2 separate regions of the Homo sapiens genome follow, and region 1 is linked to region 2. A link is a loop called in an ENCODE intact Hi-C map of the cell type or tissue named here. Cell type or tissue: MCF 10A. All regions are shown on one strand. Links, peaks and the distances in the headings refer to the core of each region. The heading gives the core; the rest is flanking DNA. Region 1 overlaps SLC2A9 (solute carrier family 2 member 9). Region 2 holds the start of LOC124900664 (a long non-coding RNA gene).

Region 1 (14,974 bases), core at 2,386-10,385, 55 kb before region 2:
TGGGCAAGTTATCGAAATGCCTATGCCTCAGTGTTCTCATCTGTAAAATGGGGACAGTGACAACACGTATTCCTAGGGAGGATTTCTGTTGGGAGGATTTAGTCCATGAATGGATGTCGGGAGTGCTGAGCACAGGCCTGCACACACTGTAGGTGTTCAACAGGAAAGAGTGGCTTTTATTACTAAGCACATTGGATAGTTCATCTCTTCTCATCCTCACAATAGCTCGCAGACAGAGAGCCTGTGATTATCTCCACTATACAGAAATATTAACTGCAGCACAGAGGGGTTCAATAGCTCATTGAGGCCACAACTCGGTCATAGAGGCATGACTGGCCGCCAAATCTGGGATCCCAGAGTCTGAATTCAAATCCAGGAGGCCTGATAAGACATACCTAGTGACCAGGGAGGAGCCATCAGACCACCAGACTCAGGGGAAGGGCCAGGAGAGCTTGGTCTGAACTTCTACCATCTGACCCAGGCCTAAGACCCTCAGTGGCCCTTGATGGAGCTCCTGGGCACTTGGTCCCAACACAGAGCTGAGGCCTCAGTGTTTTACATTAGATGGGCATGGCCTGAAGGCAGAGACCTGCTAGCACACAGTAGTGGTTCAATACATGTCTATTGAAGGAGCAAATCAGCGTGGGAAAGGGCTTTCCTACACACTGGTCCCTTTCACAAACAGCGCTTGCCATTTTCAGACAGTGGCCTCTGAGTGTCTTTTTCAGGTGCTGTTCAAAAAGGAAGGCATGTTTTAAAAAACCGCATATTACTCGCCTGACACAAGACCATGAGGCGCCACCAAACGACAACCTCAAAGATGAGTCTTTGTGGTGTCGGTCCAGCCTGCTGGGTTTGGTAAAGCCCTAGAGCGTCCATCTAGGAGAACACAGGCAGAGTCTTTGCACCTGCTATTTCACTCAGGAGGAAAGAAAAGGATAGTCTTGTCAGCCAAGGTGATTTTTAACTCCCAGTCAGGTCAGGCGAATGGGCTTTGCAATTATCTTGTTCTATTATCTTGTTCTTTAATCTGCAGGTTTCCATGTTTTAAATAGACTTCCAGGTCATATTTCCCCCAAGCTATAGACTACTTTAGTCCATAAATAATATCATCCTGGACTATGATGAATCAGCAAAAAATGTTTAAGTAGAGTTGAAATCATTACTCTTACCCCAAGTCAAGTTCTTATAAAGGATGTTCCAATATGCTCATGGCCCCCAGACAAGGGAGCACGGTGAGGGGGTTGATGCTGGCTGGGCCACTTATGCCTCTGACAGCAAAAGGGCTCCAGAAGTGGCCATTGCTCCATGCTGCTGGATTGGAAAGGGGAAGAGCAAGCCCTACCTTACACAGCTATTTGGGGGATTAAATGAAATGCTCTTCTTTATATTTCTTCATATTTAGGCTCTTATTCTAATAATGGCTTACATTGATCAAGTGGGCTCCACGTGCCCAGCTCCCTGCTAAGTGTGTTACAAATGTAACCTTGTGTTACATAAGAACAGTCCAGAATGTCATCTAAATACAACCTTGATCTTTGTCTCCTTATTCCTCTAAAATTTAATCCCTGGGGCTTTATTTCCCTGCCCCATTCTAGGGGCTCATGTCTTTTCTGCTGAAACTGAGCAGAGTCCTATCCTAGAATCACAATTTCAATTTAGACATCAGAATTGCCAGTATAAAATAATAATCAAAATCAACTGAATTGAATGGATTGACTGACACTTCTTCCATCTCCCATACCCCTTCCTCCAAGCCTGCTTTAGGCTAGAAGCCTGCAGTGGAAAGAGCTGGGGTGGGAGGTAGATGGTTGACTTCTCTATTTCTCTCCTCCTTCCTACCCCTCTTCCCCAGGCTTGCTAGCCAGTGTCTGACCCCTCTAGGAACCAAGTGTGTGAGGCTGTACGTTGGGACTCTGGGGCCAATGGATGTGTAAAACTGATATTGTTTCCTCATGAGCACTTTCCGAGGGTTCTGGAGTGTCCCAACCTTGGGACCACCCACTCGTCCTTGCAGTTGTCCTAGCCTGCAGGTTTGCAGGTGCTCTTTCTCTGTCTCTGCTGCAAGGTGTACATCTCTTTCTGTCTCTCTCCATTGCAGCTCAAGGGATCCAGGGTCAAGGCTGCTCTGCATATTTGTGAAAGGTGCACCGAGCACTCAGCTCCCTGATAAGGGGGTGGGCTGAGGCTAAATCCAGCCCACTCTGACCCCAACCTAGGTGGCCATGAGGTTAGTGTATTAATATTAATCATGTTTTATGTGTTCTGTATTTTATTTCGCTTTCATATTGTATGACCTTTCTGATTTCAGAGAGACCGACCTTTCCCGAGCAGTTATTAATAGCAGCTCCCTAGCTATTAATAATTCCTAGAGCTAGTAAACAACCTGCCTGAGAGCAGGCCTTTCGTATGCAAACCCACCAATCCAAAGTCTATACTCCAATCACTTCCTTTATCAAACTCTCACACTCTGAGCCAACATTTCCCCTCCCACAGGCCACTCCAGAGCCAGGTATCAGACAACTAGGGAACAGCCCTGTAGCCCAGAGCCTGGCAACATGATCTCAAGCCTGCCTCCCCTGCTCACTCATTCCTGCCATGGGGCCACAATAAAGGCTCTGGTGCAGGCTGTCCCCTCCCTCTTTCTGCCTCCTGACTGACCCAGTGCTTCCCTGCGTGGTCCTGCATGGCGTGGTATGTCCCCTCCTCTAGGGAACTGTGAGTAATAAATTCTTCTTTCAGATAAGGTTGCCTCCATGTCCATCACCTCGCCATACAGGATTCATACAAATTCTGGGTACATTTTAGAACAGCTGGTTGCCCCTCCCACTCAGGCATGTATGTTCTTGCTGTAGGTGGCCACTTATTTCTTTCTAAACACCACCCCCCCACCCCTTACCTTCCATGACACACTCTCCCTGGTTCTCCTCCAGCTTCTCGGGATACTTATCCAAGGTTTTGAGGCAAGCCCTCCTCTCATTCATCTCACACACATCCCCCGGGTAGTGATTCTTGAACTTGGCTGCCCATTGGAATCACTTGGAGAGTTTTTACAAACTACTGATACTCATTCCTTACTCTCAGAGATTTGGGGTTAATTGGTCTGGGGGTGCGGCTTAGGTGCTGGGGTTGTTCAAGCTCTCCAGGTGACTCTAATGTAGAGCTATTTGACGGCCACTGTCCTAGGGCTTCCCCCACACCTGCGTCACCTGCAGTGAATGGTGGTGCATGGCCCAGAACTGACAAGCTTGACTTATAGCTGCTGGGAGCATTACTGGCTGTGGACCACAGCTGGGCCTGTCCTCTGGAATTGCCCTTGAAGGATGTTTCCTCCACCAAGGCTACCCAGCCCTCCCCAAGAACAAACTGCATCCAATGGCTGACTGATGTGGGGGCATAAAGTTCTGTTCCCCCACCTCCAAATTATCCCACTCTGATGGGCCATCCCAGCTCCAGAGCTCCCTGTGGGCTCAACTGAGACCTCTGTTGTGCTGAGGGTTGCTCACCTTTTCCCTCTGCTGAATCCTGGTCCCATCTCTTCCCCTGCAGGCACTGATCTGAGCTCATTCTCCAATCAGCTTCCTGCCCACATCTCCATCTCAGGGTCTCTTTTCTGGGGAACTCAACCTAAGACACATCTATGGGCCCATGATTCCAAATCTTCATGTCCATCCACACATCTGACAAAAATTATTTACTTGGCCAAACATTAGTCAGCCCATTGAAACTTCTCCTAGGCCCATCTGTGTACTTCCCTGTAAAATACAGCTTTAGCAAAGGACGCTCCTAGGCCATTTTAGCAAGAACCCCTTTCTGCAGCACATCTATCTACTCATCCTTTACCTTATAGCATTCCCTCCCGTGGATGACTTCTCTATCTGGTACCAATTTCCATTAAAGCACTTGTTATTCTGCATAGCAATGTGCTTTTTATGGGTGTGTTTCCCTATAGACGGAGCTCCTGAAGGGCCACCCATTGCCTTGTTCCTTTATTTATCTGCCCAGTGCCAGGTAAAAGGCAGGTGTTTAGTAAATGCCTGTTTACTGAATGCATGTTGGGGAGGATGAATGACAGCACAGATAAGAGATGCTCCAGCTAGATACAGAAATCCCTGAAACGACAGACACTCCTGCTCTTAAAATACTTTTTATAAAAATGCTAAAACTGTCCTATATGTTGTCCTATTAGAGGGCTGATGTTTTATAGTATTATAAATAATATTTTCCCACAAAGTATTATTATAATTTCTAGTCCATAGAAGAGAAAATGTAGACCTGTAAAGGTCAGGTAACTCATGCCAAGGCACATGAGAAATTAGGGGGTCTGGCAGAACAAGAGCCTGGCTCTTCTGATCCCTGTACGGGGCTCTTTCCTTGACATTATTCCTCAGATCTGCAGTTCCTGGAGCAAAGCACTGCTGCCTTGCCACCTTCCCTTCCCTCATGGTGGCAGCTGCTAGCTGAATAGGGAATTTATATGCAGATTCTATCAGGCTGAACCTGTCACACTCCTCTATGGCAGGTCCTATACAGAACTCATCAGTGATCACTCAAGCTCAACTCCAATAGCTCATGCTATTACAAAAACATCAAGATAGTGAAGCCTGCACTCACATTCCATAGGGTTGCTTTGTTACATCTTTGAATGCTTCCTGCTTGTTTAGCAGTGGGGCCTCACAGGGAAATAGTGACAGCCAGCAAATGTTCATGGAGCTTCTTTGACCTTACCGTCCCTCCCAACAACTGCCTCCTGGGAAGGACCCTGCTGGCCACAGCTTTACTGAATCCTGGGGTGGGGAGCATGTGGCTGGTCGTGTTTGCCTTACCAACCTTACCTGTTGGGCATGAGGGTCAATGTCACCCTCTCCACACCTGACCCCACAGAGTACAAGCCAGCTAGTAAGATGGCTCAATTCATTGCAGCAAATATGTTGTTCTAGAATTGCTATTTTTGGTGCGCATTCATGCTCTGATTCTATTTCAACACTAACAATAACAGGTATCTCAAGAACATGGGCTTTTGTGATTACCTCTCATTTTTCTCTGTTGGAAATAATAATGAGATGAACTTCCAAGGCTACAACACTCACCACACAAAAAGTGGTTTTGAGAATTGGATGTGAGAGAAGCACCCACATAGAGCCCCCCCATGGGTCATCTTTCAAGAAATGCTCCTTCCCCTATTCCTAAAACATTTTCTATTTTTCAAAGGGTTTGGATGTCCTCTGCCTTGCTTGGTTCTCAAGCAATCTTATGGGAAAAAATGCTCAATATCACTAATCATCAGAGAAATGGAAATCAAAACCGCAATGAGATATCATCTCACCCCTGTCAAAATGGCTATTATTAAATGACAGATGCTGGCAAGGATGCAGAGAAAAAGGAAAACTTAAACACTGTTCATGGGAACGTAAACTAGTATAGCTGTGAAAGAAAACAGTATGGAGAGATCGAGACCATCCTGGCTAACACGGTGAAACCCTGTCTCTACTAAAAATACAAAAAATTAGCCGGGCGTGGTAGCGGGCGCCTGTAGTCTCAGCTACTCGGGAGGCTGAGGCAGGAGAATGGCGTGAACCCGGGAGGCGGAGCTTGCAGTGAGCCGAGATCGCGCCACTGCACGCCAGCCTGGGCGACAGAGCGAGACTCCGTCTCAAAAAAAAAAAAAAAAAAAAAAAAAAAGAAAACAGTATGGAGATTTCTCAAAAAACTAAAAATACAATTACCATTCAATCCAGCAATCTCACCTCTGGGTACTACTCAAAGGAAAAGAAATTCATACGTCAAAGGGATACCTGTACTCACATGTTTATTGCAGTACTATTCACAATAGTAAAGATATGGAATCAACCTAAGTGTCCATCAATGGATGAATAAAGAAACTTTGGTATATATACATCATGGAATACTATTTAGCCATTAAAAAGAATGAAATCATGTCATTTACAGCAACGTGGATGGAATTGGGGGGCATTAACTAAAGTGAGATAAGCCAGGCACAAAAAGACAAATATTGCATGTTCTCTCTCACTTATATGTGGAAGCTAAAAAATTTGATCATATGGATGTGGAGAGTGTAAAGATAGATAACAGAGACAGAGAAGGGTGGTGGGGTGAGATAAAGAGAAGCACGCTGAAGGGTATAAAAAGGAATAAATCCAATGTTTGATAGCAGGGTAGGATAACTAAAGTTAACAAAAATGTATTTTATTCAGGTGATGGATACCTTAAATATTCTGACTCAATCACCACACAAATATGTGTAACAAAATTTCACACATACCCCATAAATTTGTACAGATAATAAAGAATTATAATTGCCATATCCCACTTAGGAAGGCTTGAGGAGTAAATGTCAAAATGTCAATATGGAATCAGAAAAGTTTATTTTTAAAAAAACAGTAATCATCTTTAGGAATTTGGCTTTTTGAGAACTGTCCTTTCTGTCTAAAGGAAATGTACTTCTTTCTAGAAGAATAAGCTAATAAAGATGTGAGAAATCAAATTTTATAAATGTTCCTCATTATTCTCAATGGAAAAAGGTGGTATGAAAGTTTTTGATATGGAATCTTTAAAAAGCTTGAAAAGTAAAATTGTCAGAAAAGGACAGGAAATTTACAAAAGATTCATTTAATGTTTGGATGAATGGTTGCAGAATTAGAGTAGGTATCAAAGCAGTGGGGTTAAGCTGACTGCCTGGAAGGCAGAGGCTAAAGCACTGTGGCTTCCATGTGCCACGGCTCAGCTCATAAGACTCCCAATGCCACAGAAGCCAAGAAAGAGAGTGCCCTCTGGAGTTGGCCCACCTCTGAGGTTGGGTCCTGAACCCTGGTCCTGCCACTTACTGATTGTGAGATAACAGATAAACCACTTCACCCCTCTACTCCTCAGTTTGCTCATCCGTAAAGTTTAGTCCACAGAGGAGGACCTCACATGCAGTAGGGGCTTTATAAGTGCTTGACATAATTCGAATATATGTCCCTGCCAAATATCATGTTGAATTATAATCGCCGATGTTGGAGGTGGGGCTTGGTGGAAGGTGTTTGGGTTATGGGGTTGGATCCCTCATGGCTTAGTGCTGTCCTCATGATGGTGAATGAGTTCTCCCAAGATTTGGTTGTTTAAAATTTGTGGCACCTTCCCTAGCCTTACTTCTGCTTTTGCCAGGTGATGTGCCTGCTCCTGGAGCCCTCCCCAGAAGCTGAGCAGGTGCCAGTGCCATGCATGTACAGTCTGCAGAACCATGAGCCAATTAAACCTCTTTTCTTTATAAATTACCCTGTCTCAGATCTGTCTGTCTTTTTTTTTTTTTTAAAGACAGGATCTCATTCAGTCTCCCAGGCTGTAGTGCAGTGACGCAATCTCAGCTCACTGCATCCCCAACCTCCTAGGCTCCTCCCACCTTAGCCTCCCGGTAGCTAGGACTACAGGCATGCACCACCAAGGCCAGCTAATTTCTGTATTTTTTGTAGAGATGGGATTTCACCATGTTGCCCAGGCTGGTCTCAAACCCCTGGGTTCAAGCGATCTGCCTGCCACAGCTTCCCAGAATGCTGGGATTACCGGCGTGAGTCAGGTGTTTACAGCCGTGCAAGAATGGCCAAATACAATGTTTGATAAATAATAGAAATAACAATGTCAGAGCTGTTTTGGAAGAGATTTCTGCATTCCAGAAGCGGTCGGGTCATTTTCTGCTATGGTCAATTTCTATTCACAGATTCTGTGATCTGAATGTCCTATAACTCTAACAAGCTGTAATTCTTGCATTGTAAGATGCTTTGCAAAAGTCCTAGAATCATACACTTGTGATTTTAATGTTCTATATCCAAGTTTCTCTGATTCACAAGTTCTGTGACTTTAATTCTTCAGATCCTAAAAGTCTTTTAGGAGGTTCGGATCGCATCTTGGTCATTCCTGACTGGAAACTGGGCAAAGTGGGGCAAGCTTAGCTTGTGCTGTTTTCCAAATACCCACTGAACCCGCTATGCCTCTTGGCCATGGGTAGGAGGTAGAGAACCAAAGCCCAGAGAGCCAGTGCTTCTCCTGAGGTAACATCATTGGGCAGTGACGAGAGGTCCCACACTGTATCATCTGCCTGTCTCAAATCTCAGCCACATGCTGTTGCTTAAAGAGCTGGAGCCACTGAGGGCCAGGTGGGCCCAGATGTGGGCACTGGTGCCTTGCCCATCTGAGTTTGAGTCCTCTCCTCACTGCACTGCCTGCTCCCTTGGTCATTTTGGACCTCAAATTTAAATTTAACCTCTATGAGCCTCACTTTCCTTATCAATAAAATAGAGATAATAAAACCTGCATTACTGGTTGTGCTGGGGATTCAACAGATTACATGCAAAGTGCTCAGCCTAATGCCCAGTTTAGGAGTTTTTTGTTTGTTGGTTGTTTTTTGAGACAGGGTCTCACTCTGTTACCCAGGCTGGAGTACAGGGGTGCAATCATGGCTCACTGCAGCCTTGACTTCCCAGGCTCAGGTGGTTCTCCCACCTCAGCTTCCTGAGCAGCTAAGATGGCAGGCATGCACTACCGTGCCCAGCTAAATTTTGTTTGTTTGTTTGTTTGTTTGCTTGTTTGTTTGAGATGGAGTTTTGCTTTTGTTGCCCAGGATGGAGTGCAACGGCAACATCTTGGCTCACTACAACCTCCACCTCCTGGGCTCAAGCAATTCTCCTGCCTCAGCCTCCCGAGTAGCTGGGATTACAGGCATGAGCCACCATGCCCGGCTGATTTTGTATTTTTGGTAGAGACAGGGTTTCTCCTTGTTGGTCAGGCTGGTCTCTGACTCCCGACCTCAGGTGATCCACCCACCTCAGCCTCCCAAAGTGCTGGGATTACAGGCTTGAGCCACTGCGCCCAGCCCTAATTTTTTGTAGAGATGAGGTTTTGCCATGTTGCCCAGGCCGGTCTCAAACTCCGGGGCTCAAGAGATCCACTTGCCTTGGCCTCCCAAAGTGCTGGGATTACAGGCATGAGCCAATGTGCCCAGCCAATGCCCAGTTCTTAGTAACACTCACTCAACAGCTGTCACTGTTACCATTTCACACAGCCCAAAGGGCCTGGCCACAGACATGGGGCTCCCCACTGGAAGACTTGTCTGCAACTATATTTGTTTGGACCTAGATTGGGCAGGAAGGGGCAACCCTTGCTCCCCACTCCTCTGGGCTACATAAAGAAGTCTTTGCCTACACACTACTGACCTCCTGCTCTGCCCTAACTTCACGACGGAGTTACTTATGGGGTTACTGGGTGACAGCCATTGGTCTATACTGGCTGGTGGCTGGCATGTGGAGCCATACATGCAGGGGGTGAGACCTTTTTCTCCCTCTTCCTCTGGATCTGGGTGTGGTAGCGGCCCTGGGTGAGTGGGTGTCTACAGACTCTACAGACCCAAATGTTCCCTTGGGTAGAGGGTGCAAGGCCCAGACAAGACCTGCTTCCTGCTCACCTAGCCAGGACCTACCATGACCCCTGATGAGTAAAAGAGGTAGTGTCTGACCCCTGCCTCTGTTATAGTGGGTAGTCAGGCATTCCCCACCAGGAATGTCAGGTGGCCATCAGGTGATGGTCAGGCAGTTGTTAAACTGTCTCTCTAAAATAATAGTTGGTCACAGCTGGCAATTATTGGGAAAGGCAGTCAGTCTCCCAATAGAAAAAAACCTAAAACTGGTGATCATAAGCTTCCCGACAAGATCTCAGGAGTTGGGCGAGTGGGCTCAAGCATATGCACGAAGAGGCAAAATGGCAGAGTTTACCTGGTATATGGCCTTCCTCTGGGAACTTTTGACTGGTGAGGGAAAAACGCCTCAAGTCAGCATGTGCACAACGTCAGTAAACACACGGCGTGTGCGGCCCCTCCTAAGTGCTGGCAGGCCACTGTGCATGCAAACAGCCCAATCCAAGGGGAAGAATCAGGGAGAGGAGACGCAACCCCCTGGAAGCATAACATATAAAACTCCAAGTCGGCCGGGCGCGGTGGCTCACGCTTGTAATCCCAGCACTTTGGGAGGCCGAGGCGGGTGGATCACGAGGTCAGGAGATCGAGACCATCCTGGCTAACACGGTGAAACCCCGTCTCTACTAAAAATACAAAAAAAAATTAGCCGGGCGTGATGGCGGGCGCCTGTAGTCCCAGCTACTGGGGAGGCTGAGGCAGGAGAATGGCGTGAACCCGGGAGGCGGAGCTTGCAGTGAGCCGAGATTGCGCCACTGCACTCCCGCCTGGGCCACAGAGCGAGACTCCGTCTCAAAAAAAAAAAAAAAAAAAAAAAAACTCCAAGTCAAAGTTCAAACCGTGCACTTGATCTCTCAAGTCGCTCCCTTGGTGCTCTCCAAGTGTACTTTACTTCCTTTCATTCCTGCTGTAACGCTTTTTAATAAGCTTTCACTCCTGCTCTAACTCTTGCCTCAGTCTCTCCCTCTGCCTTATGCCCCTCGTCAAATTTTTTCTTCTGAGGAGGCAAGAATTGAGGTTGCTGCAGACCTGTATGGATTTGCTGCCGCGGACACCTCTGTCTCTCAAAGATTCCAGATTTGGGTCAGTATTAACCTTTTGAGCCCCACTGGACATTCTCTAGGGATTCTTATTCAGAAAGTCTGAGGTAGGGCTCAAGCATCTGGATTTTTTTTTTTTTTTTTTTTTTTTTTTGAGATGGAGTTTCACTCTTGTTGCCCAGGCTGGAGTGTAGTGGTGCAAACTTGGCTCACTGCAACCTCTGCCTCCCATGTTCAAGCGATTCTCCTGCTCCAGCCTCCCGAGTAGCTGGGATTACAGGCACCCACCACCATGCCCGGCTAATTTTTCGTATTTTTAGTACAGATGGGGTTTCACCATGTTGGCCAAGCTTGTCTCAAACTCCTGACCTCAGGTGATCGACCTGCCTCGGCCTCCCAAAATGCTGGAATTACAGGCGTGATCCACCCAGTGAGCATCTGGATTTTTAAAAAGTATCATCGGCCGGGTGCAGTGGCTCACGCCTGTAATCCCAGCACTTTGGGAGGCCAAGGCAGGTGGATCACAAAGTCAGGAGATCGAGACCATCCTGGCTAACATGGTGAAACCCCATGTCTACTAAAAATACAAAAAAAAATTAGCCGGGCATGGTAGCCTGTAGCCCCAGCTACTCGGGAGGCTGAGGCAGGAGAATGGCGTGAATCTGGGAGGTAGAGCTTGCAGTGAGCCAAGATCGTGCCACTACACTCCAGCCTGGACAACAGAGCAAGACTCCATCTCAAAAAACAAAAAAACAAAAAAACAAAAAAAAGTATCTTCGGCCATTCTGATACACAGCCACCTCCACCTATGAGCCTCTTCTCTGGAGGAATTGAGAGCTTTGTTACCAGCGGCGTTCACATAGAGGCTGGGTGCTATTTGAGTCTCAGTCTCCCATTTATAATATGAATGTCTCAGGCTTTCCTTAAAGGGTTTTCTAGGGCTAGCATTTCAAATTGTGATCGTTCTAAAATTTATTCATTTGAAGTTTCCTGGGTGCCTTTTGTGTATTGGGTACCGAAAAATTTTTTTAAAACTTCTTGATAAACAAGGCAGATTGTCCATGCCGATTTATCTTATCCATTCCTTAAACGTGGCAGTACAGACATTTCAAAGGTATTAACCACAAGGACATGGGAATGCAAGAAATGGCAATGGTGAGCAAGAGGTTTTTAGCCCAGTTTTAGAAGATGGAATAGCAAAGTGGAGGAAGTGGCACTCGGAGCCTCTGTGGGGGCACTGAAGGGAAGTGAAGACATTTGCCCCAAAGACCCCTGGTGGCTCAGCATGGAGGACCCAGCAAAGACAGGGTGAGGGTGGGAATGAAAACAGAGTTTTGGTGGCAGGCCTTTAGCCTCATGCCCTTTATTCACTTCTTGATGGGAACCAGAAGATGGGGTTCATTCTCACAATCAATGGAACCACAGTCATTCCAGGCTTGGACATACCAGATACAGCAGCAAAACAGGAGGCCAAAAACATGAAAATAAATCTCAGAGCCCTCAGTAATCAGCAGTGAATCTTTTCCCAGAATAGGCATCTCCCATTCTTTGGAGGAGAATCCAAACCTCCAAAGAGAAAAGGCATTCACACACTGACTTGTGGGGCCTCCCAATACAAATCCTGCTCACGCTGTCATCACTCTTGAGTGAAGCCTTGTCCCTCACCCACAGCTTTTGCTCACCTTCTTTTTAAATATGAATGGGAGAACCACACTTTTGAAAAAGTGTCTAACACAAAGGAGAAAGGCAAAAAGAAACCAACAGAAAGATAAAGCAATCTGGAGCAAAGAGACAAAAATGTAGCAGCAGAACAAATGCAGGGGGCAATACACCCTATCAGTAATACCCTCTAAAATATAGTTGTAAATATTATATCTAAAAAACAAGAACAGGACTCCATGTAAAATGAACGGGGACAGGGGGAAAGCCCTTAGAAATTAAAAATATGATAAAATAATAAAAATACAGTGGACAAGTTGGAAGATGGATTTGAGAAAATGTTCCATAAAGAACAAAATGATAAAGAGATGAAGGAAAGGACAGAAAATACTAAAATCAAACTTAGAAGAGCAGCCTATTATCTGACTGCAAGGAGTTTCAGAGAAAGGAGCAAGAATAGAAAAATGGGAGGTTAGGAGAAAATTATCAAAGAAGTAACATAATGATCTAGAATGAAAGGAAATGAGTATTGAGAATTCTGCACAACTGAAGAGAAAGATTCTCACCTATGGAAGTAATCATACAATTTCAAAACTAGGGATAAATAAGAAGATTCTAAAAGTTAACACAGAAACAACAGTTCACATATAAGTGATCAAAAATAAGAAAGGCATCAGATTTCTCATCAGCAATGTCAGATGCTACAGGACACTGAAGCAATGCCTTCAAAATTCTGAGGAAAATTATATTCATACAAGAGTTCTATATCTAGCCTAACTATCTACTGGGTATAAGTATAGAATAAAGACATTTTTAGACATGGAAAGTCTCAAAAGCTTTGTCTTCATTGCATGTTTTCTTCTTAAGAAAGTACTGCAGGAAATGATTTAGCAAAACAAGAAAATAAACCAAGAAAAAAAGGATGAGTTCATGTACTTTGCAGGGACATGGATGAATCTGGAAACTATCATCCTCAGCAAACTAACAAAGGAACAGAAAACCAAACACCGCATGTCCTCAACTCATAAGTGGGAGTTGAACAATGAGAACACATGGACACAGGGAGGGGAACATCACACAATGGGGCCTGTTGGAGGTGAGGCCTAAGGGAGAAATAACATTAGGAGAAATACCTAATGTAGATCACGGGTTGATAGGTGCAACAAACCACTATGGCACATGTATACCTATGTAACAAACCTGCATGTTCTGCACATGTATCGCAGAACTTAAAGTACAATAATAATTTAAAAACAAAACAAAAAACAAGAAGAGGAGGACATAGGATCCAGGAACCAGTGGTTTCTACCCAGGAGAGAGGCAAGAATCCCAGGACTGTTCTGCACCAGGACCTGTCCAGAAAAGACCCATTTAGACGAAAGCAACAGGCTAGAGGGCTGAGGTACAAAAATAAAGTGGTAGAACATCTGTGATATACTTAAGAATTTTGTAAATTTATTACCAGGTGTTTAATGTTGGAGAATTTGAAAAAAATTAATTGTAGGTAGTTAGAAAACTAAGCAAATAAGAAAATAAAAACAATGATGGAATTAATAACTCCAGGAAAAACAAAAGGTTGTACGAGAAAGGAAAGTAATCGGTAAATAGTCATACCAATATAAATGTTAACCAGTGAACTAATAAAAAATTGTACTATATGTGTATTGGTAGGTTAGAGAAGGGGAAGGGAGGGATGGTGCTGGAAGAATGCTAAGGCAGGTGGATCACTTGAGGTTAGGAGTTGGAGATCAGCCTGGCCAATGTGGTTCGAGATCAGCTTGGCCAATCTCTTTAGTGAGATTTAGGCCAATCTCTACTAAAAAAAAAAAAAAAAATACAAAAATTAGCCAGGCGTGGTGGCGGGGGCATGTAATCCCAGCTACTCTGATGGCTAAGGCAGGAGAATCACCTGAACCTGGGAGGCAGAGGTTGCAGTGAGCTGAGATTGTGCCACTGCACTGCACTCTAGCCTCGGAGATACACGAAACTCTGTCTCAAAAAAAAAAAAAAAGAATACTGAGGCCTCAATCATCAGATTGATGTCTCAATCTTAGACATCAATGGATAATATCTAAAGAAAATGAATTTAAAAGTTCTATCATCAATTATTTTAAAATATGGTGGAATTATCAAATAACAGGTAAAAGAGTTGTAAGAGATTGCCTCTGGAGAGCAGACAGGGAGCTTGAGGGGGTGGGACGATGGACCTCTGTGTGTCACTATAAGCCTTTTAGCAGTATTGAATTTTTTCAATCATTTGCTTGCATTGTTTTGACTAAAATAATTTAAAATTTAAGACAAAGATTAGTTGAAATATGAATACTTTTCCTTTGGGGTTCCCTTTGTGGAGTTTCAAGTGCCCCTTTGAGATTTGTTTTTGGTAGTGAATCCCTGGTCTACACTCTCAGGCTCCATTTGCTGTGACTGAGCTGCACAACCAGACTGTATCCTGGGCCTAAGAAACGTGGATGTTCTGGCTTTCGGGGAGGGGCTGAGTCACATTCAGGGTCCGACTTGACTGCTAGATGAATTTGGTGGTAGGCAGGGAGATAATTTATTTCCAAGCATTGTCCCACTTCAACACCACGCCCTTCTGGGCAGGAACCAGGGCTAACTGGGTTATATTCTCCCCCAGTGTTTAAAGCATGGAAAGGAATCATTATCAGTGGGCATTACTTGGAAAAGCCGCAAGTCAAGAAGTTATACAGGAGAGGAGCCTTATTGTTCCAAATATTAGAATTTGAAATCTGCCAGAAGCAACATCTGTCTCATCCAGTTATTGAAGTGCAGCATTTGAATTTACATCTCTCCA
Region 2 (14,974 bases), core at 3,355-11,354:
TTTAAAGTGTGTGTGTGTGTGTACGGGCACACAAGCATAATGCATATGTGTGTATTTTATATACTCTTTTGTATGCATAATACATGCTGCCATTTAACATGGAAAAGAAAAATGGTAGGAAAGTGTTCCAGGCAGAGGGAGAATTATGCCAAGACAGCAGGACAGAAGAAAGCTTGGGTGGCCATGGAATTGCAAGGAGGCCAATAGGGGAGGAACAGGACCAGAAAGGGAAGGAGTGGGCTGGATGAAGTTGGAGGGGCAAGAAAGGGCAGGTCATGTGGGCCTGATAGGTCATGGAAGTTAGCCTGGTTTTTACTTGGATTCTACTCTAGATGAAGTGGGAAAGTATTGGAGGGTTTTTGGCAGGGGGAGGACATGGTGTGGCTTGCATTTTCAGAGGATCCCTCTGGCAAGTGGATGAAAGAGGAGCTAGACAGGAAGCCAGGCACACTTGGGGGGCACTGCAGTGGTCCAAAGATCATGGTGGACTTCACTAAGCAATGGAAATGGACAGAAGTGGATGGATTTAAGATATATTTTGAGAGTAGAATAGGTAGGACTTCCTGGGTGATTGGCTCCAGGTTTGAGAACAGATGGTGTTGCAGAAAGTGAAAGAAGATCACAGAAAACTCCCAGATTTCAGACATAAGCAAATGGTCTGATGGAAGGAAATGAGGTGAGGAGGGGAGACACCCTCTGCTTGCGAGGTATTTATCTTCTTTCTGTTTTCTCTTTCTTTCTGGATTCACAACTATCTTACTCATAGCACGGAGTGAGGATAGAATATATTATCAATAGCTACAGCTATTTCTATCGATGATGAAGTTTCCAGACCTCAGTGCACAAGATACTGATCTACGTCATCCACTGACTCATTCAACAAACATGTGCTGAGTACTGGGCCCTGAGCTAGACACAGAGATAAATGGAACATAACCCTGGATCTCAAAGATCTTCCATCCACTGGAGCTGATAATGCATTGTATCATTTAAGGATGCTCTTGGCTGCAAGTAACAGGAAACCTCAACTCAAAATAGCTGAACAATGAGGACACCTACAGAAATGCAAATTTACAGGAGTGGTGAGCTTCAAGGATGGCCCATCTGGTGACTCAGTAATGGCCAAGAATCCAGGTGCCATCTGGTTGCTTCACTCTGCTTTCCATAATTTTGACCTCATCCTAAGACAGCATGCACTCACAATTGCAGGATGGCTCCTAGTAGCAGTTTTGGCTACATGCTTTTCTATTCATGCATGACTGGAGAGAGTAAGCTTGGCCTCTCATAGGTCTCTTGGTGCTAAGAGGAACTTTCCCGGAAGCTTCTAACAAACTTCTCTTTATGTCCTGCTGGACATAGTTGGGGCACAGATCCCTTACTAAACCAGTGTGGAATGGGACCCATCAGCCTGTACCTCTGCCCCTGAATTCCTTTCCTTTATCTGTTCCTCCCTACGTGAGTGAATGGGACCACCATTCTCCAGTTGCTCAGCCAAAAACCACGAAGTCATTCTTAACTCCTGCCCTTGATCCAATCTCCTCAACTAATCCACCCTCACTCATCCCTGACTGTTAGGGTTGAATTGTATCTAACCTCACACCTCCAGATTTATATACTAAAGTCCTAACTCCCCAAACCTCAGAATGGGTCCTTATTTGAAATGTGGTCATTGCAGATATAATTAATTAAGAAGAGGTCATATTGGAGTAAGGCCCACTCTACTCCAATATGACTGGTGTCCTTTATAGAAAGAGGACACAAAGACAGACACGGGTACAGAGTGAATTTTGTTCCCCTCCAAACTTCATATGTTGAAGTCCTAACCCCTAGTACCTCAGAATGTGACCTTATTTGGAGACAATCTTTACAAAGCAAATAACATTAAAATGAGGTCACTAGAGTGGGCCCTAATCCAACGTGACTGGTACCCTGATAAAAAGGGGAAATGTGGAGATAGACAGGCACAGGAGGAAGATGATGTAAACAGGCATGGGGAGAAGATGGCCATCTGTGAGCCAGAGAGAGAAGGCTGGAACTGAGCCTTCCTTCAAAGCCCTCAGAAGGAATCCACTCTGCCAACACCTTGATCTTGGACTTCTGACCTCTAGAACTATGGAATAACACATTTCAGTTCTTTCAGTCACTCAGTCCGTGGTACTTTGTTACAGCAGCTCTAGAAAAGTAATATATTGCCTAGCTTCCAAAAGGCTTCTCACCACTTCCACCATTCCACCACTCAACCGGTCCAAACTGCCATCCCCTCACTGGGGCTACCAGGACACTGATTCCTGAGCCTTCATCAGGGTGCTACCAGCAGCCTTCAGAATGGCCACTATGTTCTTTCTTAGTGGCTGGACATTTACCTGACATTGACCATTTAGTCAATGTCAAGGCTTTATGTCCTCTATTGGACATTTATCTGCCTTTTAGGCTCCCCAGCATCAGAAGCCCTCTTCCCGCCTGGGAGACTTTCCTGCCTCAGAATCCTGAGTGGGGAAACAAAGGACACATAACTACAGAAGCCAAACATGCCAGACACCCGCTCTCCCAGCATCCTCTGCAGCTGGAAGTGGACATGTGACCAAGGCTCAGCCAATCAGATGCTGGAACTTTGATCAAGGTGTTACTGGGGCTAAGACATGGGGCTGAGGAGGATTCTCCAGCAGCAGAGGGAGCTCTGGTGGGATTGGGTTTGGGGGCAGCAGCAGGGGAGCTGCAATGTCCTGTGCCAGCGGTGCAGTCAATGGCAGTGGTGGCTGCAGCGGAGCCCATAGGACCAGCTCTGGGAGTGATTTAGGGTAGTATCTCCAGCTACAGAGCTTCCAGGCCTGGCTCTCCAGCCCTCCCACTGATCCTGTGAGCAACCCACTCTTTTCAACAACTTTTTTGGCTTTAGTTGTTCCTTACAACTATGGAAATACAGAAACTCTAGCAAAGCACATAAATAATCTCACTTCACCCTCACGACAACCCTAGTGGTAAAAGCCCTCATTTACAAACAAGGGGCCTGAGAGTTATATAACCTGCCCACAGTCACGGCTTATATGCACTGGGAGGCTTTTGTGGTGGAGCTGCCAAACTTCAGGGCACAAATACAACTGCTCCACAAACTGAACTCTTGAACTTATGATTAAGATGTGAAAGTTAAGCAGATAAACCTAATGGTGCATTTATTGATTTAAGAGTAAATATTGGCTGGGTGCAGTGGCTCATGCCTGTAATTCCAACACTTTGGGAGGCCAAGGCAGGCAGATCACCTGAGGTTAGGAGTTTGAGACTAGCCTGGCCAACATGGTGAAACCCCATCTCTACTAAAAATAGAAAAATTAGCTGGGTGTGGTGGTGCACGCCTCTAGTCCCAGCTACTCTGGAGGCTGAGGCTGGGGAATATCTTGAACCCTGGAGGCAGAGGTTGCAGGGAGCCAAGATTGCGCCACTGCACTCCAGCCTGGGGGACTGAGCGAGACTCCATCTAAAACAAAAAAAAAGAGTAAATATCAACTATATCAACTAAGCCTTTGCTTGGGCTGGATACTCCGTCAGACCGTGGTGAATACAGCAGCAACCACCCCCAAGGAGCACAGAGTCTAGTGGGAGAAACAGTGATGATTGCTAAGCGCAAGGATTAGAGGGGCCACAGCAAGACAGGGGGTAGAGGCTGCCCCAGGAACTACTGCAAGTATGTACAGAGTAAAGACCCTTCAGAGAAGCTGGCATAAGTAATGAGTATCCAGGACTTCACAGACACCCCTCCTGCCACCTGATAAACAGGAGACCTCCACATGTGCAAGGTCACTCTTGCACGTGAACTTGCTCCCTATGGCACTCTTATAGTAATTCAAGCAATTGCAGCTGTCTTGCAAGGAGTCAGGCTAATACCCACCCTGGAAGGCCTCAGTAATGACTGGCTTCCTGGAATTAATGTAAGGAAATGAAAAGGATGCTGATTGGGAGGAAATTTTGTCTTTTCCTTTGTGTTGCACTGCATTCAGGAGCCTGGTGGGAAAAGAGAGGGTTTTCAGCTCACCCACTACCAAGCATTGCTTTGGGAGTCTGTGGAAGTTTCTTACTGTGACGTTGGGAAATGGCTGACAGAAGCCTCTATAGACTCTGGAGGGGCCAGAAGACTTGCTGCATAGCCTAGGCCCCCTGCAGGAACACTTTTCTCAAAAGTTCCCCGAAAGCTGTTTGCCCCAATGCTTTTGGCAACTGAACGTTTGTCTTCCAGGTCTGAATTCAGCAATAGCCCAGGTGAAAGGCCTTGTTACCACAAGGCTGAAGCCAGTGATGAAGTTTGCTCAGAGAATTCACTGCACTAACATTCCCCAAGCTTGAGATTTGTGAACCTCACCTATGGCAAAACATGACTGGTCATGCATGATACAGAATGGGTGCTTAAATAAGAATTCGTTTTGAGTTTCTGCTGTGTGGCAGTAACCATATAATAATAAAACAGGTAACCCACACATCATAGTTACAATATGCTCTGTACTATTCTAAGAACTGGAGGCATACTGACTCACTTCTTACCCTCCACAAGGGTACTATTTGTTACCTCTGTTTTGGGCAGATGTGGTATCTGAGCCACAGAGCCACAAGGGGCCCTCCCAAGCTCACACCATTGGCATGCGATGTCACCAGGACTCAGCCCCAGTGAGCAGGGATCCAGAGTCCATCTCTTAACCATTACTTTTTTCCAACTCTAAGTGTAGAAAATATAAAGATGATGATATCAATACCTCTGTTTTAGGGGAGAAGAGGAGACATGGAATGAAGATTGGTTGACTGCTAAGTATGTATCAGACATTTGGATATCTCATCTCATTCAACCCTTGTAGCCATCCTGAGAAGTTTCATTCACAACAGAGAAGTCTGGAGTGGAGAAACACATCCCACAGCCATGCCAAAGATGGTAGAACTGCAGGGCCTGCTAGACCTCACAGTGCTCTCCTCTTCCTGGACATACTGCCAGGCCACCTTACCCAGTTCCTTGCATCTAGGTGGGGCCATATGACTACTTCTCAAGCAAGGAGTGTAAGTACAAGGGACATGTGTGACCTCCACCAAGACGCTGAGAATGTGTTTGCCTGCTCCACGCTTGCTCCTGTCAGCTGGCCAGCCACAGAGGATCTAGCAGAGGACTCCAAAGTCCTAGAGAATGGTGGAACCACTTCACTTAAGGAACCTGGGTCCCTGAATGGCTTCATGGAGCAGAGTGTTCCTGCTCATCTCCTTCAAATGAGGTGATATAAATGGGAATTTTCACTGTGTTAAGCCACTGAGATACAGGGCTTGTTTATTACAGCAGCAAGTTTGCCCTGCTGACACAATCAACGTAACTACAGAGCCCATGCCATCACAATTGCACTGTGACCTGAGGCTTCAAGAAGGAGGAGAGATTTAGGCCAAGTCATGAAGGCTTGGAGATATAAACCTTTACCTAGAGCTTTCCTTTTATGTGTTGGGAGAACTCGATCCTGTTTGAAGAAAACAATCTGCAATAAAAATTTGCTTTAAGATCACTGTGGTAGGTAACCTCTAGGCCTGCTTTGGGACATCTCACTCATTCCTATCTTACTTGGGATTCCTTGTTTTACTTTTTCATTCAGCCAACAGCCACGAGGCACATTCTTGTATCTTTCTATCTGACTTTACAGGTCTGCTTCCTCACTACCAGGGGCCCAGCTTCCCATCCTTTCTTCTAGATACAAATTCTGCTGTTTCTTGCCTTCAAGGAGTTCAAGATCTAGTGGAGACAGTAGTCAAGTAAACATACAATTATAACATGGAATAAAAATGCCATGACAATAGGAAGCCAAGAAAGGCTGTGGAATCCAAGTCAAGCAAGCAAGAAGGGCAGACGGAGTGGGCTCAGTTACAGGACGACAGGCAGAGTTAACAGAATTCTTGAAGGTGCAGAAACCGGAGACCACAGGTTGCCACACAGGAGGTATAAAAGACGCAGTGGGTTGAAAGGTGGCCCAGTAGAAGGTTGGAGGCTGCCTGTACCTGGCTTTGCCTGCCAGCCTCAGGAGTCTACACAAAATTCCATGGGCACTGGGGAGCCATTGGAGGGTTTTAGCACGGAATTGATAGCTCTAATTTGTGGTTAAGAATGTTCTTCATAGGTGCAGTGTGAAGGACATTTCAGGGATTAGACTAGAGGATGCTAGGCCTGTTAGGAAGCTCCTGCAATTGGTATGAGATGATGAGTCTGATCAAAATTGTTATGAGTTGCTCCAGAAGCATTGATGTTACGGCTAGTACTAACTACAGCCTAAACTGCAAACAACTGAATAAAAGGCTACATGGTTAAAGCAAAGGAAGCTTAAGAAAGAGCCAAGAGTTCTGGATTTAACACTTGCTTGCATCACTGAGTCTTTCTGTGGCCTTGGGTGATCTTAAGCAATCTGTGTGCCTCTCTGGAAGTGCTGTCAATGTTAAAGGTAGTTGGAATTGGCTTTTTTCCACTCTCAGCTCTGCCACTTCTTTGCTGGGTGACCTTGAGTAAGTTACTTAACCTCTCTGCGCCTCAGGTTCCTCATCTGTTAAATCATTGCCCTCCTTGAAGAGTTACTGTGAAGATTTAATGAGAGAATGAAGATACAGCACAGTGCTGGGTCGATATGAAGTACACAATAAAAACCGGAAATTGGGGTGGTTGGTGGTAGTGTTGTTGATATTTTTACTGCTATATTTGTAAAATAAGGGGCCTAGGCTCATTTATTTGTCAGATTCAAGAATCCATGAATCACTTACCATTATCTCCCAGGCCAGGAACCTGGGGACCAAGCCTCTGGACATAAAATTGAACTCTGCAATTCCCAGCCAAGACTGGCTTAGAGCATCTCCAAATAATAAAAGAAATTGCCAGACAATGGGAGGCAAATTACCTCGTAGCCCGTTTAACAATATTAATGTGCCTTACTGATTCACACAGAGCCTCCCGTGAACTCACTTGGAACGATTCTCAGGAGTCCTGTAAAAATACACGGAAGTAACACTTGGTAGCTGGGCCAGAGTACACACACCATTGCATAAGAGAGGAAGTCATGCCACAATGCCTTAGGGCTTTATAAAGACAGTCTGCACCACTGAACACACTGGCACAGGGAAGAACGCAGTCCAGAAGTCCTTAAAAAAGTACCCATTGTTGAACCAGGCCCTCTGAAGTTAGGGCCCCACAAGAACAAAATTCCACAATCCCAGCAGTGCTACCTAATGTCGCCTGGCTCCCCGAGGTAAGGCCTCCTGTGTAGAAAAGAGCTCTCACAGCACGCCTGAGACTTCTCTTCCTAGAAAAGCCTGCTGCAGGGTAAGTCCCGGGCTTGCATCTGGGAACTTGGATGTTGGAAGGGTTGCCACCGTTCCCAGATCTGGTAAGAGTGACTCAGTGTACCTAAACTGTGCAAACAGTGTGGTTTATGCTGTCTCAGTGTGGTTTATATCTGCTTTCTTTCTGGGAATCTGGAATTTTCTGCTTGCCAAGCAGAGAGTGCCTATGTGACCACCCCCCGAGAAAAACCCTGGACTCCAAGTCTCTAATGAGTTTCCTTGTTAGACAAATTTCACAAGAGTTGTCACAACTCGTTGCTGTGGGGATGAAGCGCGTCCCGTGAGGCTCTGCTAGAAGAGTTCTTTGGAGCTTGCCCCTGGTTTCCTCTGGACTTCACCCCTGCACCTTTTTCCTTTGCTGACTTAGCATTGTGTTCCACCACTGTGATCAGTCATAGCTGTGAGTACTACCGCATTCCTGTGCCAACGCCTGTGACTCATGCCAGTGAATTATCCTACCTGAAGGTGGTGTTGGGTGACCCCAGTACACCTCCCTTGTCCTAAGGAAAAAACTCAGCTCCCATTTTGGCTTGACTTGAGCATTAGGTTTGCAGGTTTGTGGTGTTTTTTCCTCCTCCCCAAGTGATTCTCCCAGAGGAGCCTGGCTGACTCACTGGGAAAGAGGCTCCTGTGCCTCCAGACACCTGAGACTATTTTGTTCCCACAGTTAGCTTTCAGAATGAAATGAAACATGATGAAAGAGGAAACATCAATTACAAGCAACAGCCAGGCAAGTAAGGCTTTCAGAGCCTCCTGGGTTTCCCCTCAGCCACCTTTGCAGTGAGGGGGCAGCCAAATGCTTGGGTTTAATTAGTTGAAACATAAAGAAGGTAAGTTTCATTGTCTATTTGGCCCCAGGCAGAAGCAGAGAAGTGAATGCACTCCCAATATTATTCTTATTCAATCACAGTCCTGAGCCTTCCTCCTGCTGGAACATTCTTTTGAGAGGTTGCATAGCTGTGTTTACAGGGAACAGTGCATTTTCGCAGACTTGAGATGATATTTTGCTCTCCTTTTTGCATATCCTCCGGTTGGCCGGAATGAAAAGGGCAAATTGTTTTCATTACCAGTCAATTCACTTCTGGATGCTTGAGGTAGCAGGGGCCCCGTCTGCAACATCAATTCTGGAATAACTCATTTATAGAATGGGAATAAGAACCCCTAGCTTGTAGATGAGGCCGCCAGAAGGATGAAATGAGGTGTGTGAAGTCCCGAGCATGATGTCAGCATACAGCAGGTGCTCAATAAATTTCAGGGTCTTCCCCTATGGGTCAGAAATAGGGTGCTTCTAGTTTCACTTGTCTGGTTTGTTCACACCAGCTGTGCAACTCCAACACAGCCCTCCAAGTTTCCCTACCTCCCATCTTGCTGGATCAGCTATCCCCAGCTCTCTGGCTGCAGCAACCACTGCCCCCACTGCACTAAGCTGAGCTTCCTGGAGATTTGATGGGACCGAGTTCCTTTCCCCATTTGGCTCAACAAAGGCATTTTTCTTGGAGAAACTTTATGAAATGAGAAAATTCTATATCAAAGAGGCAGGCTGTCCAGCTCTAATCGCTGGGACCTCCAGGGCATGGTGCGGGGGGAGTTGGCACTCACAGCCTGGGACACCTGGACACCAACGCCCCAGGCTGGAAAAGGTCCCTGGGCCCTCATCAGTCAGCAGCTGTGCTGGCTCTGATCAAATCAAACCAAACCAAACAATGACTCACAGATCCCAATTTAAACAATGCAGCAGCATCTCATATTAGAGAAAAATTGGAAACAACCTCAGAGGCCCACATTAGGAAGATAGGACATCACAGGAGGCAGCTCCACACTGCTGTTAAACATCCTGGTGATGCAGAACTTCCAATAGCATAGAAAGGTGCTTACAAATAAATAGTAAGCCAAAAAAGAGAGTATTAAACAGTATATATGATGATCTTCAGAAAAAAGAGTGGATTTAGATGACACATTAAAAGCGGCCTCTGGATGGAGTCTGGGTTTTGACTGTGTTCAGGCCCAAGTGTACCATCTATTAGCTAGGTAGCCTTAGGCCAGTCACTCAATCTCTCCCTTATTTGTAATACAGGGTTATCAGCATAAATCTGCCATGTGGGGCTGGTATACAAATGAGAGAGATCATCTCTCACTCACAGAAGAATGTTTGTATGTGTAGCTTCATTATCAAATTTCTGTGCGGTGGTTTTTTTTTTTTTTTTTCCTAATGGAAGTCTGTTGCTTTTATAGTTACTGAGATAAAGTGAGACAAAAGCAAGAGTAAAACTGAAAAGAGCGGGGGGTGAGGGGACAAAACTCTGGGATTCAGAGATACCCATTTCATAGACATAATTGCCCGTTGTTTCTGCAGTGACACAATGCACAGGGTCCTCCTGTAATCTCAGCCCTCTTCCACCAAAGTCTTGAGCCCTGCTATGCCTCCCCCTCACCCCAACCAGAACTTATGTCGTTTGACACAGTCTCTGCTCATCATTCCCTCCTGGTTTCCTTGAGAATGGGTCTCAGGCCACACCAGAGGCACCTGCCAGGCGACATGCTTCTTTCTCTAAGAGCGCCTGGGTTCCCAGAGCAGCCTGCTAAGATGGCATTATGGGGTGGGATTAACTGAAAGCACCAGAACTTGCTTTTGGGTTCTCTCTCTGTTGGTTCACTTGAATCTTGTTTGATCAGGTTCTAACATCTGTGGCTAACTGGGCAGCTCTACCCTTATAGAGGGAAATGTTGATTTTGCTTTTTATTATCATTTGTTTATCTGCCTTTAGGGAAGGAGCAGACAGGAGAAAATAATAGAATATACCATTTATGCTGGGAAATGCATTGAGTCAACTTAATTGCTCTACAGAAACCCTGGGCTTAAATACTAACACCATGAAGGACAAGAGTCTGTGTCTCCCCTCCCAAGAAGACAAAACATGGCTAACTCAAAAACCACTGGAAAAGTGAGTAATTTCTTATCAAAGCCAAGCCATTCAGTATTATTTCTGTGGCTGCCAGTGTTGTTTCAAATAAGTCCTAATTTATATTGGATGGTGTGGGGCCAATGAGTTAGACTCCTAAAGTTAAGTTCTCATTCATTCTTTCTCACTCCTTCCTTCTCTCACTCACTAATTCATTTTACAAACATTTTTTGAGTATTTTCTGTTTATAATATGCATTTGTGTAATGTAAATCTTATATACACAGTAGACAACTGTATAATAAAGTTTGGCTGGCCTTTGTCCCTGGTTCTTGGGATGTAGCCTGTGAATTCTTGGGATTTCTTGAGTTATTCATGGCAGACCTCTCAGAATCCCTTGATAGTGTATGTTAACAAGATAACTCAGGATGGGGGTTGGCCATGCAAGAAAGACCAGCCATGTGATAGAGGGTTGGGGCTTTGAGCCAAGTGACATCAGCCCTACCTCCAGGGAAGAGAGGAGGACCAAAGATTGAGTTCAACCTTATGGCCAATGATTTGATCAATCACATCTACATGATGAAACCCCAATAAAAATTTGGAACACTGAAGCTTGGGTGAGCTTCCCTGGTAGACAACACTCTGTGGGAGGAGAGAGAACACCAGAGCTGGAATCCTTCCAGACCTTGCCCTGTGATCTCTTCTTGTGGCTTATTCTGATTCGTATCCTTTTTGCTATAATAAAGCTGTAATTCTAAGCATAGCACTTCCTGAGTTCTGTGAGTCATTTGAGCAAATTATCAAACCAGAAGGGGTAGTGAGAACCCCCAAATGTGTTACCATATGTTCACGGAACCCCTGAGCCTGTCGCTGGTGTCTGAAGTAAGGCCAGTCTTGTGAACGGCTGTGCTCTTAACCTGTGAAGTTTGGCCTAAATGGCTAGTTAGCATCAGGAGTCATGGCGAAGCTGTGTGCGAGGTACTTTGATAGACGCCAGGGAAACAAATGAACAGTATTGTTTTAGGTGACACTTTGATCTGTACAATCCTGACTGCTATACTTTTGCCAAGCCTCCAAGCATTTCCCCCAAGCTACAGGCCAGAAACTGCACAAACAGGCACCAAGTTCACTGTCTACCCTTTTGATTAGCCCTGAACTGTCCCGCCCACCTCACCTTCTGTTCCCCCAACCACTGCATTCCCTGTTTGCTTTCTAATTTTTATTTTCATTCATAACTCCTATTCAACACATTCATTATCTCAACTTTGGTCCTTTTTTCTTGGCGACTTTTCTTAATGTCCATCCCCCAGTGGTCGTTCTGCCTAGGCTGACTGTTCTCTTGGGCTCATTGCAATGTGGGATCCTCCTACAATCATAGGAAGTGCGTGAGTCCCAGGTCAGGAATCCATCCAGGTCCATCACCTCAATAGTTGCTTCTCATGGATCAGCTACTCTTGAACCCCTCACCCTTTGGCTTGTTTTTTGTCTTGGTTGGGCCCTTTTGGACTGAAGTCTGGGCTCCATACTGTCGGCCCTGCCACAGACCTTGCATTTCTTTAGAACATTGCTTCCAGAATCTTCCTGTAGGCTCTGTGGACAACACCCATGAGCAAGAGGAGCTTTGACTCATGCTTTGCCCAGGCACCACCATCCCACCCAGGCCTGTATCAGCCCTGTCTGCCCATTTCAGTCCCCAGAGAATGTCCCTTGGGGCTCAGAACCCCCCACTCCAGTCTGTGGGTCTCCATCCAGCCCTTAACAACCTCTCAGGTGGATTCTAGACACTGGGTGCTCACAGGTACCAAGAGGACATCTTTCAGCACAACTCTGGCAATCATCCCAGATGATTCTAGCAGTATAATGAAGCAGGTTCCAGGCACTGCAACATTTTCCTACTAAAGGTCAACGATTACAATGGCATAAATCTGAAGCCATTTTCAAGGATTCAGATTAGCACATTTGCATGCATGACTGTCTGAAAATTCAGGCTACATTTGATTGGTATGCAAATTAGCCCTAAATTTGGCAGTCTTTTACAATAACTTCAGGATGTTTTAGACAGACAGGTAAGTAAGTAGATGGATAGACAGAAAGATACAACTATGCCAATTGGAGCTAGTCACTGGAAACAGAAAGGACAAAGCCTAGACAATCAGCAATACATGAACAAAAGAAAGGAGATTAGAAAGCAAACATCTTCAGGAAGATTTAGGTGCTCCTATTTAGATGCTATGCAGCATAGGCTGTGGATTAATTATTCAGCCAGCCAGCCCTCTGCCCAGAGGTACTAATGACACAAGGAATCTACAAGAGCCTCCTCCCTTTTCTAAAACCTCTAGCACAGGGGTTAGCCAACAATTGGCCAGCAAGGGAAACCCTAGACCACCATCTGTTTCGTAAATAAAATGTTATTGGCACATACCCTCACCCATTCATTTACATATCATCTATAACTGCTTTATCTCTACATAGCAGAGTTCAGTAGTTGCAACAGAGACCATATGGCCAACAAAGAAAAACCACGCACTATCTGGACCTCCACAGAACATTTGCTGGACCTTCACAGAACGTTTGCTGATTCACAGAATGCAGCAGATCAGCCTAGTGGAACAGAAAGAAGGGATACTCAGGAATTAGACAGACCAGTGTCCAAGTCCCCATCTGTGAACATGGTGGAGGTGGTCCCAGAAGTTTTCCATAGGACAGACTCACAGCTGGCAATTTGTTTGAGAGTGAAGAGACCTAAGGACTTGCCTTGGACTCACTTTAAATTTAAATTTATCCATTTGCTCATTTAGCAAATATTTTTTATAAATGCTTACAATGTGTCAGACATTGTTCTAGGTGCTGGCACTGCAGAAGCAAGGACCTTTCTAAAGTGAAGGGAAGGAGGACAAGAAGTAAAGGAATATGTCATATCTCAGGTAGTGTTAAATACCATGAGGAGAAATAAATTCGGTGAGGGCTAAAGCGTGATGGAGGGGTGCCATTTTGGATAGGCTGGTCAGGGAAGACATTTCTGAGGAGGGGACGTCTGAGCAGAGGCAAGAAGTAATCAAAGGAGAGTGCACAGGAAAATCAAGGGAAGAGCACTGCAGCCAGCAGGAGCAGCACGCACAAAGGCTCTGAGGTTCCAGCGTGCGGTGTGTTTGAGGGGCAGCAAGTGGGGAGAAGTTTGTGTAAATGGAGAAGAGGGAGTGAGGGGGGAAATGATGATGACAGAGTGGTCACATCTGTCATGTGTCATGTGTCACGGCCCCAGGTACCGTGTAAGTCACCACAGTCTGGCTTGCTTTCTAGATATAGTGGGTTTTGAGCGGAGGGACAATATGATCTTGCTTCATTTGTCAAGGATCCCTTTGGCCTTTGGGTGGAGACTAAACTGTAGGAACCAGAGTGGAAACAGAGAAACCAGTTAGGGTTTAGTGTAGAGAATGAATAGAGCCTAGCTACTGTGGTGTTCATCTTGGTGATCAACGCACCAGCACAGCACAGATAACCCTGATTTTCAACAGCTAAGGACAATAAGAACCTCTTGCCAGTTCATGCAAAGTCCAGTGTGCGTTTAATAGTTCTCTGCCATCTGGGGGAAGAAAGGACTGAAGATCTTTCTTCAGTGCTGCCATAACCAGGGATGCTGCCATAAACCAGGCCTCATGTGGCCTATCAGCACCTCTGTTCACATCCCATCCACCAAGCTGGCCAAGGACCCTTGTGGATGCACGAGGTGCAGGTGTTCTCTTCCAAATGAGGCATGAAAAGTAGTCAGATCCTGGGGATTCTTGGAAAGTTGGGTGGCCAGGAGGCACATCCAGGTGACTGTGTTGAGGAGAAGCCAGTGGGAATGTTTAGGAAGTGTCCCACCCCTGAAACTTGGATGTATTGGGTTCCCTCAGCCTCAGTTTCCTCGCCTTTAAAAGGGGGTTAGTGATAGCTGCCTTGCAATATTATAACAAGGATCCAGTGTGCACACAATTCTGAACCTGGGTCAAGTGCAGAGCTGGTGCCCAGAGGCGAGTTATTTTCATTTTCGGCATTACAGAAAGTTTCCAAATATCTGAGGAGAGAGGAGCACTGAGCGTTTTTAAGGTTGAGGCTGGGTGGCAGCAGGGCCAACGGCAGCTACTGCATGGATTGTTCTAACAGTGCAAGCTGCCTGCCCTGAAGGTAAATGCCCACTGCCTGGAGTCTGTGCCCCGATCACCTGGGCCCCCAGTTATCTAACAGCTGGAAAGGCGAAGCTGGCTGGGCCGAGGACTTACAAGCCTGGGCCAGTGCTAAAGGCAGCACACCTTCCCATGGGGCAGCATCCACACACCACCCCCTGGTGGCAGCCTTTGTTCATCATCTCTGTGAGCAGATACCCTCCCCGCACTCCAAAGCAGCACTAATATCTGCACCTCTTCTGTTCCAAGGGTTTCTTTCTCCTTCTCGAGAGCCCAGCACCCCAGGTGAAGCCTAGCTCTCACACCCTAAACCCCTGCCAGGCTTGGGTCCTTCCAGCCTGTGTTAGATTCCATTCCTTAGAGGCTCTGCTCTGTTCCTGGTCTCCCTGGTTCTGGGGCTGCCTCACTCACCCGTTTCTAAGCCCACTGCAAGGAGAAGAGAGAATTCGAGGTGATCGCTGGACGCTGGGCTGAGCTCCTCCAGCATCACATCTCCTTTCATTTCGCAGCGACCTCACAAGGGGCTCGACACCAGCCCTTTACAGAGGCACCTACATGGTGCCTGGGATTCTCT

What was found. Hi-C counts contacts between places; a loop is a spot of excess contacts. Peaks named below come from ENCODE experiments on the same cell type or tissue, not always from the same donor. Only the 100,000 strongest peaks of a DNase experiment are listed, where the experiment ranks them.
Region 1: a loop joins it to region 2, with 3 times the contacts of the local background. A loop is called at or near these places in 9 of 110 quality-filtered maps.

The regions. Positions count from the first base shown.
Region 1 is chr4:9,945,238-9,960,211 of GRCh38, forward strand. The region is part of intron 5 of SLC2A9 (solute carrier family 2 member 9); the gene reads right to left. Among named protein-coding and RNA genes, the nearest start is that of SLC2A9-AS1, 35 kb to the right of the region's middle. RefSeq lists an enhancer at 1-295. In MCF 10A, for the core only: no CTCF peak of the experiment used is centred there; no DNase peak of the experiment used is centred there.
Region 2 is chr4:9,999,378-10,014,351 of GRCh38, forward strand. The region is part of intron 2 of SLC2A9 (solute carrier family 2 member 9); the gene reads right to left. SLC2A9-AS1 (SLC2A9 antisense RNA 1) reads left to right here. Exons shown (of 4, transcript NR_183862.1): 4 at 4,751-5,522. LOC124900664 (a long non-coding RNA gene) reads left to right here and starts at 7,103. Exons shown (of 2, transcript XR_007058026.1): 1 at 7,103-7,315; 2 at 10,181-14,974. RefSeq lists enhancers at 4,758-4,917, 6,558-7,757, 7,617-7,966, 8,247-8,296 and silencers at 12,648-12,942, 14,461-14,520. In MCF 10A, for the core only: no CTCF peak of the experiment used is centred there; DNase peaks (open chromatin) are centred at 7,014, 7,334, 7,824, 9,004 and 1 weaker place.